Linked DNA regions of Homo sapiens: region 2 is linked to region 1. The links are chromatin loops, found by intact Hi-C in ENCODE. Cell type or tissue: heart left ventricle. All regions are shown on one strand. Each heading gives the region's core, and the rest is flanking DNA. Links, peaks and the distances in the headings are about the cores only. Region 1 has its middle 310 kb from the start of MC4R. Region 2 has its middle 430 kb from the start of MC4R.

Region 1 (11,591 bases), core at 2,178-10,177:
GCATTTCAAGCCTTTGTTTGCTCTGTACACCGTTATAGATTTTGATCTCTTTCATACTCCTAAATTAGATTTATTTCAATGTCTTGCATATGATAGTTTGTTTCCATGAAAAGATTACTGACTAGTAGAGCCAATATTAAACTTTTATTAATGCCTTTGTCACTCAAGCAAAATTCCGGTAGGCGGAACTCTAAGATAGCCCCCAAGTTGCCTGCTATCCATATAATCCTCTCCCCTGAGTGCAAATAGAAGCTGTAAATATGATGGAAATTTAATCCCTTGATGATAGTATGTAATATGGCAAAATAGACTTTTCAGATAACTTTAAAGTTCCTAATCTGTTGGCTTTGAGTTCTCAAAAGATAAATTATCTTGGATGAGACCTAATCAGGTGAGCCCTTAAAAGATACAAGATGCAGCAGCAGACACTCCTGCTGGCCTGGAAGAAAGCAGACAATGATGTTGTGAACTGCTTCTGGATGACACTACAGGGGTGTCCTTGAGTCTTTCTACTGGCCATCCTGCTCATAGCCAGCAAAACAAACAAACAAAAAACCCAGGTACATTAGTTCTGCACCACAAGGAACTAAATTCAGTCAACAATCTGAAAGAGCTTGGGAGAAAACACTGAATTCCAGAACAGAACACAGCCCTAGCCAAAACCTTGATTTCAGCTTTTAAAATCCTAAGCAGGCTGGGCACAGTGGCTCATGCCTGTAATACCAGCACTTTGGGAGGCGGAGCTGGGCGGATCACCTGAGGTCAAGAGTTCAAGACCAGCCTGGCCAATATGGTGAAACCCTGTTTCTACTAAAACTACAAAAATTAGCCAGACATGGTGGCACATGCCTGTAGTCCCAGCTACTTAGGAGGCTGAAGCAGGAGAATCGCTTGAACTCAGGAGACGGAGGTTGCAGTTAGCCGATATCGCACCACTGCACTCCAGCCTAGACGACAGAGAGAGAGACTCTGTAAAATCCTAAGCAGAGGCCTTATCTTTGCTGTGCCTGGACTTGACCTGCAGAAGCTGTAAGATGGTAAATGGTGGTGGTTTTAAGTTCCTAAATTTGTGGTAATGCAGCAATAGAAAATGAATACATCCTATATTATTCTCTGGCTCACGTAAAACTGTAGTCTTTCTCTAGGTCTTTTTTGTTTTGCTCTGATGCACTTATGAAGACATGCTCATTTCAATACTCTGTGTAAATTTCAGAAAATTTGCACAGAAAATAAGGCAGAATAATTTGGAACATGAACGTACCTCAGAGTTAAAAAATATATACATATATCAAATTGTAAGACTTACAGCCAACTTCTAGTGTTGAATCACAATTTGGTGAAATGAGGTAATAACAATAGTAAAGATAGCAATAAAATTATTATTGACAAACAGCTCACACTTAAAATGTGGTGCACTTAATATGTAAAAATTTTAAACTTCATAATTTTTTAATTTTCCTGTTTCAACAGATGAGAAAATACCCTTAGAAAAATTGAGTGACTTGCCAAAATTCACAGTCACGAAGTGGTGGAATTGGGTATGAAAGAAGGCTGCCTAACTCCACAGACAGAGTTTTCATCAATGCCTTCACATTTTGTGAACAAAAACAAACAAATAAAATCAAAGGTCATTTTTAAAAGGATGACTATTACATTTGGGATATACAGAGTGAAGATCATCCAAGAACAACCAAATTCAATAGTCTTTAATATTTGAGAACATGATGCATTAAGATTCAGACCAAACTCAAATGTGTATCAACCAGGTACCTAAATGCTTCACAGATACTAAACTGTCTGCACCCATAAGCCTGAAAATCCTAATTCATGATTAAATATATTGAACTACTAATAATATTAAGTAGGGGTTATACAACATAGTATAACTTAATAGAACTTTACAGACTATTTAAATCAAGACTATTGTACAAATTAGTGATGTGAATCTTGGGAGAGAAAGACTTACTCAAGATCAGCCAATTTTCCTTCTTAATTAACATTGTCCTCAAGAAACAAGAAAATCATAGGTGCAACGTAAATAAAGCCGTAAGAGTTGAAGTCCGCTCATTGCCCTGGAATCACCCTTAGGTGCTTTTCTTAAATATGAAATGTGTGTTTTTCTTCTCTCTCCTGTGCAGAATCACTGGAGGTTGTAAAATCAGGTTTGGGGCCTGATTTTTAGGCAGGTTCAGGGCATCAAGCAGGTGATAACTGGGAGAAGGCCTGTAATATTTAAAGAATTAAAAACACAAAATAATGGCATACCAAAAATGTCAGTTAGTTCCAAGGCCATAGAATATAAGCTTTCAGATCTATGTCAGTTGAATTTTCAAACTTAGTCATATTTTCAGAACCTCTTATAATTGTCATTACTTCTATTGTTGTGTGTGGAAATCCAGAGAGTCCCTTATACTCTAATTCTCTTAGTGTCCTGGAAATTTTCTAACAAATTCCAGCAACTTACACAGTACTGTCTCATATGCCACAGCTTTTGCTAAATATACTCTACAATACAGCCCCACACCTATGCACAATTTCTATTCAGCCTTCCTGGAAATCCATCAGAAAATAACCATCAAAGATAGGTGGCTACAAGCCACTTTGAATATGCTCATCCACTGTATCTTCTTGCATGTACTTTGATGGGTCTGCATTAAGTGCAATATTATGCATGTCTATTCAATAGGTCAGATATTGACTACAAGTCATAGCAAGCAAGTGCTAAATTCCTCCCAATATTTTTTCTGCTCAAATCAATGGGCATTGGCTTCACAGCAAAAATCAGTAATAGTGACAGATTTCAATGCTCTTGCTAGAAATTTATGTTAATGCAAACAGCCTCTACATTATACATGACCCGGTTGCATAGGAGGCAGATAATCAATATCTTTATATCCCTTGGATTAAATTCTCTTCTTAGAATATGCTAATTAAAAGTGAACCATAGTACTAATATTTTCTGCATAATTAAGATAATTTTATAAGGCAAAATAAATTATAATATAGTAAACACTTTTGTTTGAAAATTAATACCAAATAGAGTAACACACAAAAACCCAACTGCCAATAGCATATCTGACCATAAAAATTAGTTATTGTAACCCCCAAAACCAAACTGTAAACCACATTTGTTCCATTTTACGTTGCTATTATATCTTAATAATAAAGTTGTGTATGTGTGCGTGTGTGTGTGTGGCCCTGTGTTCAGAGGTATCAGCTCAAAATGTGAAATATTGTGAGCTGCTTTTGTACCAGGATAATGTGTAGGTAAGGAAGCAATTTAAAGGAATATAATGCATTCTTTAATATCAGTACAGCTTTCAATGGGACTAAAACTTAATGATTTTTTGAGGGGAGAAATAAATGGGTTGAGCTCCATCACATGTCTACTCAATTTCACACTGTAGATAGTGTTTTAAGAGAAAATTTATGGTGGAAGTTGCAAAAGTAATTTCTCTGCAACACCAGAACTATTGTTCTTTAAAAGATGCATCTATAATTTGTTCTTGGCCTCAGAGTGGAGGAAAGACCTGCTAGCACAGAAATATCCAAATCTAAAGGAATGAGAAAAACAGACATTTGACATATACTGAATGAAGAATAAAATATTGCCATAGGTGTTATAAGAAATCCATGGAACTTATGACATGAATTAGAAATACAAACAATCCATCTTACTCTTTCTTGGATTTCCCAAGTGACAGATACCCTTGATATGTCATTTATTATTTTAAAATACGCTCATTGATAAACCAGCCTTTTTCTCTTCCTTTCCATCACTAGCCTCATGCTGTTTCTTCTTTGCCAGTGAGTTCCAAATCATGAGCTCAATTGTTTATTTTCAGAACAGTGTGTTCTATCTCTCCTTAGGATAAGATACAGAGGGGAAGGACTTCGGCTGTCTATTTGCAATACGTGTGCAACCTCTGGAACATCCATCCCTAATCTCCTTGAAGCCCTTCATTCATTATTAATTGAAGATAACGAAATAAAAAATCTCCACCAGAAGCAAAATCTATAAATGCAATAATAGTAACCTATTTTATATGATAGATGACTTTATATTTTTCATATTTAACTGTAAATTGTGAAACAAAACTAAAAAGTGAAGATGAGAAAATAGTAGAAATAAAATAGAAATCTACACTTAAAAGTAAATGTACAAAAAGAGGCTATCAATGAATTCTTCTCTATATGTTCTTTGCATGTCTTTCACTCCTGGGAGATTTGGGCACTCCGGTAAAATTTCTCTTACGTTTATGTTTCACAAGACAATTAATTCTACTCTAATCTCAGTGTAATGATTTCACTCTTCTGTTAAATAAAAGGAAACTCTACTTTTTGATATTTTAAACTACTTATTCTTGGCTATTCTTTTCCTGTTCATTTTTTTCCTAATAAAAATCAGTTATAAAACTCTGGGACAGGGTATCGTAATGGCCAGGGTCATATTTTTCCCAATGATAAGTCTATGTAAATATTTTATCCAATTCCCAATTCTTCACCTAGAATATCGAAACATGAATTTCATTCATTCATTTAACGTATGTCAATTACCCAGTGTATGCCATGGAATGTGCCCAGGCCTTGGGGAACAAAAATGATAAAGAAAACAGTATATTAGGAGTTGATAACCTAGTGGAGAGCTTAGTCATAGAAACATATATTTATGATAAAATATAATAATTTTACTAGAGGTAAATAAGGGTAGACAGTCAGGGAAAAGTGAAGTTTAGATTCAATATAAAAAATAAGAGAGGTGTTAACAAAATGAGAGTTTCAAAACTGTCAGCATAATTTGAAAGCTTAGGTGTGCTGTAAATAAATGTTGAAATACAAAAAATACAAATCTACTCAATTTATCGCCAAATGAATTATTCTACCTGTTAAATGTGGAAAGTTTAATTTAGAGAAAAATAAAGTTTGATTTCATTTTTGTTGAAAACAAAAAAAGAAGGAACATGAATGTTACAGTAACAATGGTAGTAAAGCTTAGCATTTTGCATTTTGTAATATATTTCCTCATGCCTTTAGTTTACTCCTGAACCTGGTCAAGCAATTTATTCTGCTTGGGCTTATCTTGCTGCTTCTGTATCACCTTTCTATTTGTAAGTTGTGATAATGCTTCCCCGGTTTCCCTGGTATCTCCCAGTATAATACTATCTCTAAAATACTCTTTCTAGCCTTCCTTTTCTATTCATATTGGATTCACCAATTAGCCTGTCTGGCTGATATGCCTCGCTCCTTGCCACAGACAAATCCACCAGTGCTATTCCTGAGGGCTGCTGTGGAAACAGCTTCTCTGGTCACCATCACTGAGATCTTGCCCGGCCAAATTCATGGGTGGAAAAAGTGTGAATGCCCCACTTCAGGACCTCTCAAATGGAGAGCTCCCAGAGTAGAACTGTTTGTCAGAGGATTTACTTCTGCATCGGAGTTGGGTCCCTTTCTGATTTTGGAAGTCCTGGGGGTATTGATATAGACTTTGGCTATTGCTTCTGGGGCTTCAAATTTCAAGTTTTAATATATGTTCTCCTCTTTACCTGAACTTCTTATCTCTTCATTTGAATTTTTATGTCCCTTTGCCCTCTGACTTTTTAATCATTTCACTATCAGGATCCACAATATTTGTTTTTTATGATATATTACATAATCAAATCATTTCTGCTAGCTATGCCATGATGGGTATATTTGCCCGCCATTTTTCCAGGCTCTTCTTTAAAGTTTCATGCATCAAATATCATGACTTAAAGGAGTAAATCTTCACTATCTAGTTGAGCCTTTTAATTTTCTTCACAAGAAAGATAAGACACAGAGGAAAATGGTCCACACTCAAGAGGTACAAATCCAACACCTAGGAACAGAAACTACCCAGACGTACCGTTCTCAGTCCCAAAATACTGCTTGACAAAAGTGGCTTTGTAGTCTCTGTCACAATTCCTTCATGAATATTTAGGGATGAATGGAAAGAGACTCAATTTCCAATAAGATAGAAAGCTCTGAGTGACCTTCATTTGTATGAAATATGAACAGTCTTGACACAAAACATAAATAATATCTACACAATATAGGGTTTTTGTTGTTGTTCTTTTGTCTTTTGTTGGTTGGTTGTTTTGTGTGGTCTTGACTCAGTTTTGAGGTCCTGGCTAGAAACGAGTCGGTTCCTTTCTTGAGCAGCCGACCTCCCTTGTCTTCTCATGGCCAGGTTCCAGATGTCAGGGGACAGGCCCTATGCCCCAGCGCACTGAATTATTTAAATTAGCCAGCCTGAAACCTGCCTGTCCTGCCTTGCCCTTGCCTCTGGCAGAAACCATAATAACAGCTCTTGCCCGCAACCCCTTCCTGCCCCTGCCTTGGGGCCAACCCAGCACCTCTCCGGAGTGGCCTGGGGTGGCTGGCTGTGCTCTCCCAGGAAGCTGGGTGTGACACAACTGTAAAATTTGTTTCTCTTTCTGGATCCCTGTGGAGTCTCACCATGCCACACCCAAGGTAATGTGGTTAAAACAACTTAACATGTTGCATTTTTTCAGTAATATTTCGCTTGAGAATGGTAAAAGAAATATCAACATATATGGGAACAAATGCAGTTAAGGCCTAAGTTTACTTAACTCGCCATAGATAAAAGATGTCGATGTTTTAGAACTCTTACAAAAGTGTATTTGACACCCTGTGGACTCATAATGCCATCTAGTGGAACAATTAAATAAATGCAAGGAAGGTCTGTGTGTGTGTTTTATATTAGGAAAATTGTAAAAGGATTGTTAATTGTATTTTGTGAAGTCACAGTAAAGTAACTTATGCTATTGAAGCTATAAAATTTAGTTCTAAGAGTCATGCTATCCAACACTTTTCCACATACAGCTAACAAGGTCTACTAATGATTAGTAAAATGGCCCTCATCTGTCATTTATTCAGGATAAATTTAAGAAAATTGCTTAATTTGTCTGAGCCTCAGATAATTTATATATATAATATCAGTTAATATTCTTACAAGAGAACACTGCAAGGAGTGTACTAATATTCTCATTTTTAAATGAGAAGTCAGATTCTTTTGATAGAAACCAATGAGGTACTTTACAGAAGCTAATTCTCTCCGCTTATCAACCCTTTAAATAATATTTTATTTATTAGAATTTTGGCTAAATGGCACACCAAAATCCATGGTCTCCTGATTACTTTGAAATTTTCACAGAAACAGAAAATGATTTCTATTTCATTTAGTTGTATATATACAAAATGTGTTACATGTACACAAGGTGTGTTACATATACACAAAGTGTGTATATGTGAAACCAAATGAAATGTCTTTGTCTATAAACAAAGACATTGCCAAGTCAGATTTGAATTTCCTTCGGATATACTAGAAAATTTTTAAGACAGTAGGAGGGTACTCTAGAGAAAACATAAAATCTTGTTAAAATAAAAAACGATAAAAGGAAGAGTGGGAAACAATTATTTGTTCTGGCTTAAGCAAGGCATTTGACACTATTTAAGTCAGTCAGTGAAACCCACATGGTGGACTCTACTTCATCCCTCGAGTTGTGTATCTAACTGCTCTCTAGAAGGGCAAACATACTACCCCAGCTAGGTCACCATGTGTCATCCCTTAAACTCTACAGTGACATTTCAGCAAAGGATACCTTTCTTCATAGAATTTTTCTTCAATAACTTCTTAAATTTAGATTTGTTGAGATATAATTCACCACTGTACAATTCACTCTTTAAATGTACGTTTCTATCTGTTTTAGCAATTATATACAACTATGTAACCACAATTACAAATGAGAAATAAAATATTTCCATCATCCCAAAATTTTCCTTGTGCCTCTTGTAGTCAATCCCCTTCCCTCAACTTGCAGGATCTGGTAACCATTTCTACTTTTTTGTGTTTTTATCATTTGGCTTTTCTAAAATGTCACACAAACAGAATTAGACGATATGTAGCCTTTTGTGTCTGGCTTCTTTCACTTATGATAATTCTTAACAGATTTATTCATATTGCTACATGTATCTGTGGTATGCTATTTTTATTGTTGAATAGTATTCCACTGTATGAATATCTCACAATTTATTTGTCCAGTCAAAACTTGACGTTTATTTTCAGTTAGGGACTGTTATAAATGAAACTGCTATAAACTTTTCCATATATGCTTGTTGTGGACATACATTTTTATTTGACTTAGGTAGATATCTAGATGTAGGATTGCTAAATCATATGATATGGTTTGGCTCTGTGTACACACCCAAATCTCATTTCAAATTGTAATCCTCAGGTGTCAAGGGAGGGAGGTGATTGGATCATGGGAGCAGTTTCCCCCATGCTATTATTGTGATAGTGAGTGAGTTCTCGTGAGATCTGATGGTTTTGTTAGGCAGTTTCCCCTGCTCTTGCTTGCTTCTCTCTCCTGCTGCCTTGTGAAGAAGGTGCTTCTTCCCCTTCACCTTCAACCATGATTGTAAGTTTCCTGAGGTCTCCTCAGCTATGTGGAACTGTGAGTCAATTAAACCTCTTTTCTGTACTTATAAACTCAGTCTCCAGGAAGTTCTTTATAGCAGTTTGAAAATTGACTAACATATCATGTTTGATATTTTCAAATGGAAGGGTTGGGTGCGGTGGATCACATCTATAATCCCAACGCTTTGGGAGGCTGAAATTGGAGGATCACTTGAGCTCAGGAGTTTGAGACCAGCCTGGGCAACACAGTGAGAACTTGTCTCCAGTAAAATTAAAAAAAAATTAGCTGGGAATGATGGCATGCACCTGTAGTTACAGCTTCTTTCAGGGGCTGAGGTGGGAGGACCACTTGAGCCTAGGAAGTAGAGGCTGCAGTGAGCCCTGATAGTGGCATTGCACTCCAGCTTGGGCTACAGAGTAAGACTCCATCCCAAAACAAACAAACAAACAAACAAACAAACAGAAACAAACAAACAAAATAGAAAAATCCTGTGCAACTGTTTGCCAAAGTGATTGCTCTACTTTCATTACTACTAGCAATCTCTGAGAGTTCCTGTTGCTTCACATCTTCAGCAGCACTTGATATTGTCAGTTTTTATTTTTAGTTATTCTAGTAAGTGTGTAGCAGTTCTTCATTATGGTTTGATTTGCATTTTTCTAATGACTAATGATAGTGACAGTCTTTTCATATGCATATTTGCTACCTATGTCTGTTCTTTTGGCATGGAGGACACCTCTGTTGTCAAGTACATCAAATTGATTGTATGGTTTTTCGGTCTTTATTCTTGTCGATATTCTATCCATTCTCTCCATTTCTGGTATAAATTACTGAGAGAAAATTGAAGTCTTAACCTCTGGTTGTATGTAGATTTAATTCCTTTTTAAATTTTATTACTTTTATTGAAGGAGAATACACATAGGAAAGTGATATTTTCTTGATGAATTGACTCCTTTATCATTTTCTCACCCTTTCCTTTTTTTTAACTTTCAACTTAAAATTGTCACATCTGTTTATTCCAGCATCATATTCTCTTACTTTCAATTGACTCCTTGAGAACATTGACATTTCATGTAATTATCCATATGGTTGGCTTTAAAATGACCATCTTAAGTAGTATTTTCTATTTGCTTCATGTGTTCTATCTCCTATACATTTTTGCTTCTATTTTCTTAATTGAGGGTTGTGGGCTGTTTTTAAAATTCCACCAATGGCTATTAGTTATATGTCTTTTTTAATTTTTAGTGGTTACTGTAGGATTTACAGCATAAACCTTTTTTGAGTGCCTCTCTTTCAACTCGTTGCTTTTCTTCAGTACTGTGTTGGCTATTATGTGTCTTTTATCTTTTCATATAAACATTATCATCAGGTTTTGATATCCACAAAATAGTTTGCTGGAATTTTTATTGGAATTGCATTGAATCTGTAGATCAAATTAGGGAGAACTAACATCTTAATGTTGACTATTTCTATGCATTAAAGTAGAGTATCTCCTCATTTAATTAGATATTCTTTCTTTCATCACAATTTTTTATTTTTCCTCACATAGATCTTGTATACTTTTGTTACATTTGTACCTAAGTATTACTTTATTGTGCTAATGTAAAGAAGATCGTGTTTTTCATTTCTAATCCCAAGACTTTTTACTGGTATACAGAACCTAAACATTAGCAAAGTCAAACCATTGAGGCCTTGATAACATTGACATTTCGTGTAATTACCTTTTATATAGTAAATTATCTCTTATATAGTAAGATTTTATATAGGCTTTCATATAGTAAGATTGTATGCTGCAAACCTGCTATAATCACTTAGCATCTCCAGGAGTTTGTCTTTTGTTTGCTGTTGTTGCTTTTATCAATTCGTTAGGATTTTCTATATGCACGTTTAGTTTGCAAACAAAGGAAGAAAGGAAGTTGTAAATCAGTATGCCTTTTATTTCCTTTTCTTGTCTTATTGTTCTACCTTGGATTTGCAGTATGATAGTGAACAACAGTAGTGAGAAAAGATCGTTGCCTAGTTCCCCATCTTAGGGAAAAAGCATTCAGTTTTATGATTAAGTATGATGTTAGCTGTATTTTGTTTTGGTTTGTTTTTTTTTAGATATTTTATTTTTTTAAAGCAGTTTTATGTTCACAGCAAAATTGAGTGGAAAATAGTGAGTTCCTATATACTCCCTGTGCTCACACATGCACAGTCTTCCCCACTATCCATATCCTATGCAAGATTGATACATTTGTTACAATTGATAGAACTACATTAACAAGTCAATATCACCCAGTCCATAGTTTACATAGGTTTCACTCTTGGTGTTATATATTCTATGAGTTTTGACAAAACTATAATGACATTTATCTACCATTATAGTATCATACAGTATAGGTTCACTGTCCTAAACATTCCCTGTGCTTGGCCTATTCATCTCTCTCTCCTTCCCCACTGATACCTGGCAACCACTGATCCTTTTATTATATACATAGTTTTGTCTTTTCCAGAATGTCATAGTTGGAATCATGCAGTATGTACTTTTCTCAGATTGTGTTTTTTACTTTAGTTTCCTGCATGTCTTTTTGTGACTTGATAACTTACTTTTTTAGTGCTGAATATTATTCCACTGTCTGGATGTAATACAGTATATTTATCCATTTACCTAGTAAAGGACATTTTGGTTACTTTCAAATGTTGGCAATTATAAATAAAGCTGCTGTAAACATCTGTTTTCAGGTTTTGTTTCAACTCATTTGGGTAAATACCAAAAAGCGTAATTGCGGGGTCATATGGTAAAAATATATTTTCTTTCTGTAAGAAAAAAAAATGCCAAACTGTCTTCTAAATGACTGTATCATTTTGTATCCCCGCCAGCAGTGAATGAGAGGCCTTGTCGTTCCACATCCTTGCCAGGACTTGGTGTTATCAGTGTTTTGGATTTTGGCCCTCCAGTAGGTGATAGTGCAATGGCATGGATAAACCTGGAGGACATTATCTTAAGCAAAATAAGCCAGGCACAGAAAGACACATACTGCATTATCTCATTAATACGTGGAATCTAAAACAGCTGAACTCCTACAAGTACAACCTGTCACAGGCGTGTGAATCAGAGCAACTCCATCTTGAGTAGGGGCTGGGTAAAATAAGTCT
Region 2 (11,591 bases), core at 1,531-9,530, 120 kb before region 1:
TTAGCTAGATGGTTTCCCTCACGTTCTTTAATTTAGTAGTCAAAATTCACCTTAGAGAGGCTTTCCCTGCCCACTTTGTCTGAAAGAGCAATCTCACCACTCTCTTTACCCTTATGCGGTTTTATTTTTTTTCTCATAGCACTTAACACCATGTGCTATTATATGACATAATTCATTCTGTGTCCATTGTCTATTTTCATCATTAGAATAATTTCATGTCAACATTGACTTTTGTTCAGTGTTATATTTTCAGCACCTAGAGAGTGTCTGCTAGTTGGCTGTATGTCCAGAAGAATCAACATATGTAGTTTAGGTATTTCTAAACCACGAAAGTTGCTTAATACACATATCCCAAGAATGTGCTAGAGGCAGAGTTAACAGTGTTTCTAGATTAGCTGCTCTCTTCATTGTACATTGTAAATGACAAACAACTAGAGCATCAGGGTCCCTTTGCTGCACCCACAGTCTTGCTTTTCCAGTCGGTATTACCATTCTTTCAGGAGGTTTGCTCCTAGAACTGGTGATGTAAAGAAGGGAAGTAGCTGTATAAGAACTTCAAGGGCTAATCCCTGGAAAGGAAGCAAAGGGATAATACCTTTTTAAGGGAAACAGTTTTATCAGTATCATTTGACCAGCCATAGATATGAGTTTACAGAGGCTTCCTGGCCTTTCTCCCAATTATGTTGTCTCTAAAACATGGAGACTCCATTTATCCCTCACCTAATGTAGCTACTATGGGCCATATTACCAGTGTGCATCGTGCTCTATAATTCCTAGTAATTTTTATTCTGAATGTGAAGGGAAGTGTCTTTCAACTTAAGAATCCCCAGGAGGACTTTATTATACCTCAGAATTTGGAAGTGCCCTGAAATTTTACTTTTAAAAATTATTTGTACTTTTTGAGGTGCTATAACATTCTTATATGTATCATTCTGTAATTAACTCTCTAGCTTAACTATAAATGGTAACTAAATTTTAAAGAGCCAATTGTAGGTATCCCAATATAACATTAAGAAAAACTAAAGGAATACACTTTTTTGCTACTTTGTTGGGGTGAAGTACTTAAAAGGGTAAGGTAGAAAGAAGAGACAAAGTCCTGAACCTTTCAAAATGGGAAATTAATTTTAAACTTAAAAACATGTCTTCATTACCTATTGCCGATACTGTCTTTGCATAAATAAATAAAAATAAGAAATATTTTAAAAAACATGTTTTTAATAATGCAATTACTTACTGGCTCCTCATAAAGAGCTTAGCATCTAGCCTAGAATAAGAATTAGTTACATGGGTGGATCCTAACATTCCTTTGAAATTTTTATGCTTTATATTTGAACTTTTCCAATCTCTTCAAGAAGATGAGCTCTTTGTTGTCTCATAATGGACTTAACTTTAGCCTGTTTATGTGAGCAAATTGTGTCTTTTGTAGGCTTTTAGTTTAATAGAATGAACTATGACAGTCTGATGTTATGCACATTGGCAATTTTGACCCCAGTATGGTTGAATGTATAGAATGTGAACATACACTAAATAGCTTTAAAACCCTCTCTTGTCTTGAACTGGTGAATTTTTACGTTAGCAAAAACTAATTCTAGAAAATGTGCCTACTGATTTTTTTTGGAATTAGGGCATCTTCTCTAAGTAATTTATGTTTTTAAAAAAATTATTTTCAAGTTTGTTTGTGATGAACCAAATCCCACTGCTGACTGGTGGAATTTTTAGGTGGATAATAAAAACAATATTTTATAAAGAAAACAGCTCTTATTTATTTAAGGAAGATGCTCTAATGAGGGTCAAAATCATATTTTGCAGTGTTAATTATTTCTCTATGAGAGGCCTATTATGTTAGCTCCATGCATGTATAGCTATGAATATATAGCTATGTATATATTTGTATATGCCTTATAGATTATGGTACGTTAGAGAGTCTTACCATGTTCCTCTACAGGATGTCTATTTAAGGTTTTCTATTAAAAATACTTTTAATCAAATCAATTAGTTCTTTTTCTGCTTAATCATACACTTATCCCTGTTTGAAATAATACATGCAGTGGAAATCCACTGATACTCATCCACCAAAAATATTTTAGTCATTTTCTCTTTGGAGCCAGATAAAGTTGAAATTCATTGTAGGTGGCTTAGAGTGTATTATTAGGTATTTTTGTGCTGTCTGACTTTCTGAAACTCCAAACACTTTTAACGATTAAAACAATTTTACTTAATAAGAGGCTTTGTGGTGAAATGATTGACTAGTTGCTATCTGCAAACAGCAATTTATAACCAAAAGGAGCTCTAAGATCCTGAAAATAATTGGTAGCTCGTTATTTGAATTAAATTGCTGAGTTTAGCTTTCCATTTAAATTTAAGCACAACCACATTTACCAACTATTAGTGTAGGCTTGGTAAATGAGTGTGCTCCCTCATATCACTCTTCCAAAACAACAAAATGACAGTGGAACTATAAATGGATGAAGTTCCAAAGGCTTAATAATTCAATTAACTAAATCAGTATTCAATAATAAAAAGGTTTGCTCCTACTTTCAAAAGGATATCTTTGCATTAAAGTTTCCTTACAAGTGGCTGAAGGACTAGCTAGACAGAAAGTTGCTATTTGGAACTTGGTCCTGAATGAGCACACAGTGTAACTCCATTTATGGCCACTTAGCTCGTTAACAGTCTCATGGCTAGAGTACCCAGAACCATTCTATATCTCACCGAGCCTTGGATGACCAGAATCCATAAGTTAAATGTGGGCAGGGACACATAACACAAATGGGTCAGTGCTACTATTCAGAGCTTGGGGTTATGCTGCGGATGGTTTGTCATCTTACATGAAGGACGAGATCTGAGTTTGTAATATTATAGGCCCCCTGATTCCAACACAAGCAGAGATGCTCAATTATTCCAGGCACTGCGCTAGACACTTTGCCTAAAGCAATTATCATCATCACAATAATCCTCTGATGAGGACTTTATTATTCTCCATTTAGATATGAGGACACTGATCTTCATAGTTAATGAATGAGCCAAACTATTGAGATTTTTTTTTTAAATTTAGGATTACTTAAATCCAGTGTTTGGTATCTTCCTACTAACCCAGTCTTTCTTAAAGCATTTAGGGTTTCAAATGAAATAGATCTATCCCCGTTATGTTTCAAAGACAACATGTTAGTGGGTAAATTGATGGTTCTGTGATTGCTTCAGTAGTTCCTAACTAAGGGCTGGGATTGCCACATGAATGAGCAGGTTAGCTTGATAGGCTCAGTGGGAAGGTCTCTCTGCACAGGTGTGCAGCCTTTGAGAAGTGCAGAGACAAGCTCCTTGCTGTTATTACGCAATGTGTTATTTCAGGACAAATTTATGCTTCTCCTAGGGAGCCTTCTAGAGTAATAATCTCTGACAAATGGTGATCCTGCTATACCTAGTCTCCCTGAATAGCTCCACCTGAATTTATTTTGCATGTAAATTACAGTGCTCATGTTAAAGAATCCCATAGATGTAGCTTTATTTCTACTTGTTAAGACCAAAAAGAAAAATGTAATGATTTGTTAAGATCATCTTTCAATCATTCTGCACTTTCTCCCAAGTGTTAATTTTCTTGCAAGTAGAAATAAGGAACTTGGGCTTCCCTTCCATTAAAAAAAAAAAAAATACCATTGTGAAAGTTTATGTGACCAGGTCCTGCAAACAACCAGAGACAAATATAAGCAGGTGTGCATATCATATCAAAATACTGCATTTTCCTTTTCTTGCATTTTTAAACATTAGTCGCAACTTTGTTTTGTTTTAATTTAGTGGAAAATAAATGTAATCGCTGTAATTTCATGTATAATTATTAGTAAAATGCCACTTTTACCTTTTCCATGGTCCTCATTTATTGTCCCCATTCTCTCTGTAAGCAGAATCTCCCCCAGGTGCTTCAAATTTTCAATGCTCAATTCCAGATTGATATTCTTTCCTCTACCATTAACTAAAGCTTTATCTGTGAAATGATTATTTTGTCCCATTTTTTCTTGATTAAAACAAACCAAAAGATGAAATTAAGAGAGAAGTAAGTAGAATAAAGCTCTCTTTATTACCTTTACCTTCTTCTAAATTGTTCATTGAGTAGCTTGTGAGGAGAGGTCATTAAAAGCATCATTAGTTGAAAAACACAGGCTTGTCTTTCCACATCCCCTACAGTTATATATCACACACTTCTTCTATAATTAGAATAATGCCAGCACTTTATAAATGGTCACTGACTGGTCTTGATTTATTAAAAGTCTAGACAAGTAAATGCACAAGATAGCCCTTTACACAGGGAGTATCTAAGTTTCCCTTGCTATATATTCAGACATCTAAAAGTTGTCCAGAATGTGCTACCATATCATCCTTTATTCTTAGGAAAATTCATTGTTTGTCCTGGTGAAAGTCAGTTTTACTTTTCTAGTCTTGTTTTGTTGGTTATATAAAGAATGGAGTAATTTTCAGCATCTATTCAAAAGCTTAATTATTTATAAAATTAAATAGTTTTTAAAATGAAAGTAAAATAATGTTATTTTATATTTAGTACTTTTGGAAGGTCCAGAAGGATATGTTCTGCTTAGTTAACCACATTGTGTTTTTTCTTTTGGAAATGCAAAGAAAGTATCTAATAATTTAAATATATATATATATATATATATATATATATATATATATATATATATATAATTTCTCTCATTTCTTCTTTTTAGCAGGGATCTACTTGTCTCTACCCAGAAATACAGATATAAAGTCAATGGAAGAGATAGATAGATAGATAGATAGATAGATAGATAGAAAGACAGACAGACAAAAAGATAGATGGATAGCTATTATTAACCTTTTATGACATTGAAAGAATGCATGCTGCCCTCTGGAGTCCACAAAAGGAAAATGCAAACCAAGTTTTTCTATCATCTTTAATATTTAAAATGTTTAATGCTACAAGTTGGAAAATAAACTGTATCTTTTACCTTTGCAATAAATAACATATAAGTAGCGCGACTAACAGGGAAGGGTTATGTTGAATCCTTAATTTGACCTTATGACGCATGTTTTCATGAAGTAATGAGGATTTTTCCCCTTACAATTTACTCACTATGTCTTTCCCAGTTACCAAAGGGCACAGAAATAAGTGTTAATGAAGAGAAAAATAGAGGATGAGATTAACAAAAAACAAATTAATCTTTGTGCCTACTTAATATCTTTTTGAAATATATATTACTTTGCACTTCAGATCATACTTTAAACTTTCTTATATAACATGTATGCCAAGTTTATGAAGTGAAAAATGTGGTTAAGAAAGATGATAATTAAAGAAAAGCTGTGAACATGGAATTGGGAATATATTCTTTCTATAGTAAGGCAACTTTTCTCTTATGAAAGTTAAAATAACACAGTGAAAGAGAAAGCCTTTGCTGCTACCTACTGAAGTGTGTGTGTGTGTATGTAGTGAGATAGATAGATGATAGATATATAGATAAATAGATAAATATGATCTCAGGCTTAGAACATAAGAGGTTGATTAATCATAAAAATGCAAGAGTTTCTATTTCGAGTATTCACAAGACTTAAGAAGTAGTCATTAGGAACCCAGATATTTGGAAAATTTCTTCCTGGAAAGGCTCTTCCTTCTTAAAATTAACATTTTTAATAACACTTCAAGGTTCATTTAAAATTTAAGTCCAAGAAAAGCTGTTCTCTACTTCAATACATTTTAGGAACTTACTATACTTTTTGCTGTGTCAACATCTCTAAACAATTCTACAATGTTTTTCAGAGTGTCACCTATTCAGAAAGGTTTTATTTTAACATATACACAATTAGATTGACTTTTACATCACGCTTCTAATGTAAGATTATTTACCTTCTTTTATGCATAATATGGTGAGAATCATTCAGGTTATTTGACTTATTTCTTAGCAAGAACATGATGCAGCCTGGATTAAAAATACAAATGGATGACTTCAAATTGCTTCTCTTTTTACTTAGCAAACTTTAAGTCAAATATATATAATCTGTATGGACACAAAATATAAAATAAGTTCAAGAATAAATTCTCTACAAAGTCATGCTGATAAACAATGTATAAATAATAACTGTGTATTCTTAAAAAATGAAGGAAGGGAACAAAAAGGAAAAAAGGACAGTGAAGGAAGGAAGGAAGGAAGGAAAGAAATGAAGAAGGGAGGGAAGAAAGGAAAATCAGCATTTCACTCAGTGACATGTATTGCCTTTTATATTTTTCATTTGGCATAGGAAAGAGCATAAATATATTATTCCAACTATGAGGATGGCAGAGGTATTTCTGACATAGCAAACTCAGGTATAGAGAAAAGAATATTATGGGAGAGTAAAAGAACCTAGGATGATAAGGAGCCACCAGGGCATAGCTGTGGTTTGTTGGAAGAAATAGTTGACTATACAAAGACATTTAATGAGAAAAGAAAATAGAACACTCTTTTAAAGGGTACATTTTTAAAACCATTTTCCATCTGTGTTCCTAGAAATGTGAGTTCAATCAATGAATAATTCTTCCAAGGCAGATAAAGGAAAAATGCAGAATGTATTCACTTGGCCAAGATATGCAGGACAGTCAACTGGTAACAGCTTCAGTTGCCCTGGCATCAAGGTTTAATTGAACCAAAAAGCAATTCTGAAATTTCAAAAGAAAATTATTTCTTTTATGAAATCTGTAAAATTGGACAGGAGCTTTTGAAGACATAAAACTAAATTGAGGGTAAAATGGACTTATGAATTCAAACCATAAAGGTTATCAATTTTATCCCCATTTAGTTTAGTTAAGTATAAAGTAATCATTTTCTTTCCATCCCACTTCATTTTCTTTGCTTTTATATCCCTATGTCACAAATTCAGTATGCAGACACTGTGGCAGAATGTAAAACATGAACAATTGCAATATCTTGGTTCTATTGGAAGCCATGATATTCTGGGACCATGTCTTTAGGAAAACTTTGTCAGTTGACTTTCATTGCTTTAAAAAATCTGATATATCACACTATATTGTAATACAGACTGATTTTTCTGTCTGTCTTCCACATGAGCATGTCATGTTGAGAGAGTTGTTGACATTTGTTTCTATGCCACTAGTACTTCCCTCAGTATCTTGGTATATATTATGGCACTCAACAAATGTTTAAAATATGATTTGTTGGGGAAAAGTATATGATGGGGAAAATTATATACTTTAAAACTATATACTTTTATATATGGTGGGGAAAAGTATATGACGGAGAAAAGTATATATGATGGGGAAAAGTATATGATAGAGAAAAGTGTACATGATGGGGAAAAGTATATGATGGGGAAAAGTATATACATGGGGAAAAGTATATGATGGGGAAAAGTATATACATGGAGAAAAGTATATACTTAATACCCAAATGGTGCTTTGTAACATAACAATGGCAATATCTTACTGGTATTGTGGAAACATATAAATTTATTTTTGCTTTCAGTCTATGGCTCAATGAAGATCTTCTGCTAGTATGAAAAGATGTGGTTGATCTTGACTAGATGTGAGCATGCACTTGTAGTCAGTTTGTGGGTTGCCTGAGAGCTGGTTGACGTAGGATATCCTCAACTGAGAACTTACATCTTTTCAGCATGTTCTCTAATCTTCCCATTGGTTAGTCCAGGCTTATTCTCTGGAATGTGCAGGCATCCACTAAAGTTTCTAGTCTTGAAACTGGCAAAAGCCTCCTCTGCTTCATTCTGTTGACCAATGCAAGTCACAGGACCAGCACAAATTCAAAAGTGGAAAAATAGACTATACCTCTTGATAAGAGAAGCAGCAGTCCCTTACAAGGCTCATGGAGACAGTGAAGCCATTAACTGGTACAATCAATGTAGTACACACTACCTAAAGGGCATTATGCTAATTTACATATGTATCCAAGTCATCCAAAACTATGACATGAATTCTCTCACAGATATATAAATAAATATAATTCAAGGGCGTATGTCAGATTTGTTCAAACTACTTTTGTTTAAAATAAGTTTCTGATGAAAAAAGGGAATTTAGAAACAAAACAATCATTTAAACACTGAGAACCACAGCTCAAACAATAAAGAAATTATACAATAAAGATGCTAATGAAACAAAGAGAAGGAAGGAAGGAGGGGGAGGAACAGATAATGACTAAACAGAGCAAAACAGCTAAACTGCTGCAATCAAAGCAAGTAGCAAGAAAACAAAAGGCACTGATTAAATTCAACCTCTCTGCTCCCAAAATAATATGTGTGCTGCATGGTTTTTGACAAACAGTATGGTAAAGATCTAAGTTAGATTACAGCAAGCATTATTGATTCTATTTTCATTCCTATTAGAGGAAAGATGCAGTTCCTTGATCAGTTGGAAAAAAATGCATATTAAAGTACTATTGTACAACTGTAGCAGGGCCACTTGAAGTTATTATGTCCTTGCTCTGGCCTTGAGGCTTTGGAAGAAAACCATATATTGTCGTTCACATTCAGCTTGGCAGAGTGCAAAATGACATATCATCAAAGCCCCTGTATTTGCAAATCAAGAGACCAGTTGTCTGCTTGAGGACAATTTACATGGTGTTGCGGCAAAGCCAAGGCCAAAGGCTGAATGTTAGAAACATGAAATAATTAGCAAAAGAAGGTAGTGATGAAGAAAACCAAGAAAGCCTTAACATTTCCCTCAGGTAGATTATACACAGGCTGATTCCTGCCTCTAAGTCCCTGAACTGCTTCTCATGCAAGCGTTACAGAATCCAGATGGCCTAACCACAGGGTCGCTTTACTCACTTTCCTTAGATCATTTACATTAAAAAAGTTGTAATTGTAAAATCTTTCTTTTCCCCTTTCAGATGTAGATCCTTTTAAAAGTCTGTTGACAGTTTTTACAAAGACCTGAGATCTATCCTTTTGAAATGTAATCATTAAGGGAAATAGCACTCCTATTTTCTAGTGTCCCTGGGAGTATAGGGTCCTATTTCTGGTGGGCACGTAGGGCTAGGTGTAAAACTTCCTTCTGTCATGAAGATACAAAGAAAGTTTACTTCTTTTTTTTTTTTTTCTTATTTTACTTTCAGTTCTGGGACACATGTGCAGAACATGCAGGTTTGTTACGTAAGTATACATGTGCCATGGTGGTTTGCTGCACCTATCAACCCATCATCTAGATTTTAAGCCCCACTTGCATTAGGTATTTGTCCTAATGCTCTCCCTCCCCTTGTCCCCACCCCCTGACAGGCCCCAGTGTGTGATGTCCCCCTTCCTGTATCCATGTGTTCTCCTTGTTCAACTTCCACATATGAGTGAGAACATGTGGTATTTGGATTTCTGTTCCTGTGTTAGTTTGCTAACAGTGATGGTTTCCAGCTTCATCTATGTCCCTGCAATGGATATGAACTCATTCTTTTTAATGGCTGCATAGTATTCCATGGTGTTTATGTGCCACATTTTCTTTATCCAGTCTATCATTGATGGGCATTTGAGTTGGTTCCAAGTCTTTGCTATTGTGAATGGTGCTGCAATAAACATATGTGTGCATGTGTCTTTATAGTAGAATGATTTATAATTCTTTGGGTATAGACCCAGTAATGGGGTTGCTGGGTCAAATGGTAATTCTGGTTCTAGATCCTTGAGGAATTGCCACACTGTCTTCCACAAAGGTTGACCTAATTTACACTCCCACAAAGAGTGTAAGAGCATTCCTATTTTTCCACAGCCTCGCCAGCATCTGTTGTTTCCTGACTTTTTAATGATCACCATTCTAAATCGTGTGAGATGGTATCTCATTGTGGTTTTGATTTGCATTTCTCTAATGACCAGTGATGATGAGCTTTTTTTCATATGTTTGTTGGCCACATAAATGTCTTCTTTTGAGAAGTGTCTGTTCATATCCTTCACCCACTTTTTGATGGGGTTGTTTTTTCTTGTAAATTTGTTTAAGTTCCTTGCAGATTCTGGATATTAGACCTTTGTCAGATGGATAGATTGCAAAAATTTTCTCCCGTTCTGTAGGTTGCCTGTTCACTCTGATGATAGTTTCTTTTGCTGTGCGGAAGCTCTTTAATTTAATTAGATCCTATTTGTCAATTCTGGCTTTTGCTGCAATTGATTTTGGCGTTTTAGCCATGAAGTCTTTGCCCCTGCCTATGTCCTGAATGGCATTGCCTAGGTTTTCTTCTAGGGTTTTTATGGTTTTAGGTTTTACATTTAAGTCTTTAATCCATCTTGAGTTAATTTTTTTATAAGGTGTAAGGAAGGGGTTCAATTTCTGTTTTCTGCATATGGCTAGCCAGTTTTCCCAGCACCATTTATTAAATAGGGAATCCTTCTCCATTGCTTGTTTTTGTCAGGTTTGCCAAAGATCAGATGGTTGTAGATGTGTGGTATTATTTCTGAGGCCCCTGTTCTGTTCCATTGGTCTATATATCTGTTTTGGTACCAGTACCATGCGGTTTTGATTACTGTAGACTTGTAGCATAGTTTAAAGTCAGGTAGCGTGATGCCTTCAGCTTTGTCCTTTTTGCTTAGGATTGTCTTGGCTATATAGGCTCTTTTTTGGTTCCATATGAAATTTAAAGTAGTTTTTTTTTCTAATTCTGCAAAGAAAGTCAATGGTAGCATTGAATCTATAAATTACTTTGGGCAATATGGCCATTTTCATGGTATTGATTCTTCCTATCCATGAGCATGGAATTTTTTTCCATTTGTTTGTGTCCTCTCTTATTTTGTTAAGCAGTGATTTGTAGTTCTCCTTGAAGAGGTCCTTCCCATCTCTTTTAAGTTGTATTCCTAGGTATTTTATTCTCTTTGTAGCAATTGTGAATGGGAGTTCACTCTTGATTTGGCTCTCTGCTTCTCTATTATTTGTATATAGGAATGCTTTACTTTCATTTGGATAAGGCCAATTAGCCAAAAACTGTCATATGATTTTCTTACTTTAACTCCTAAAAGCTCAGACTGGATTCTGGTTTCTCCCCTCTATTGTGATAGCCTTGTATAAAGTCTTCCTTTCATGTTTAACTGTGGTGAAATTTTTCATTGACAAACATCCATACATTAGCAAAACTGAAATGTTTATAAAGCACTTCTGAAATTTAAAAAGAAATTACAGAAATTCTAAGAAGACTGAATGTCTCTACACTAATTAATGAGCAAATAGTTTAACTTTTTGGTAAGCCCCTATTATTCAGAACTGAATTAAGTTAGGCTAAAACTAAGAATAGTTCCTCTTAATTGAGTGAAGAAAAAAATGTCTTCTGTCATGTAAATTGTATGTGAACTTTCTCTCTGAAGTCTCCTTCTCCATGGATATTTCTGTTTAGCCTTAACAGCATACACTGCTGCCCATGGTTTCCCTGTGAAGAAAATAGAGAGGGGCTTATAATGGAAAAAAAAATGGCCTATTTAAAAATTAGCTAAATTTGTATCTGATTAAGTTTAATTCCATTCTAATGTACTTTTAACATCTGCGTCTTAGGTTATAGGCCTTGTTTGAAGGCCTAAGGGAATTAGATTTCGATAATCTTAGAGTCTAGTGAGGAAGACTGATGTTCACACAATGACCCCTAGAATACATGCAAAGAAAA

The links. A loop is a pair of places that touch in the nucleus more often than their neighbours do. Peaks named below come from ENCODE experiments on the same cell type or tissue, not always from the same donor. Only the 100,000 strongest peaks of a DNase experiment are listed, where the experiment ranks them.
Region 2: it touches region 1 in a loop (2.6-fold over the local background); 5 of 110 quality-filtered maps call a loop at or near these places.

The regions. Positions count from the first base shown.
Region 1 is chr18:60,680,122-60,691,712 of GRCh38, reverse strand. No RefSeq gene overlaps it. Among named protein-coding and RNA genes, the nearest start is that of MC4R, 310 kb to the right of the region's middle. RefSeq lists enhancers at 5,808-6,307, 6,308-6,809. In heart left ventricle, for the core only: a CTCF peak has its summit at 6,691 (motif pointing left); no DNase peak of the experiment used is centred there.
Region 2 is chr18:60,801,873-60,813,463 of GRCh38, reverse strand. No RefSeq gene overlaps it. Among named protein-coding and RNA genes, the nearest start is that of MC4R, 430 kb to the right of the region's middle. RefSeq lists an enhancer at 8,659-9,394. In heart left ventricle, for the core only: a CTCF peak has its summit at 4,878 (motif pointing left); no DNase peak of the experiment used is centred there.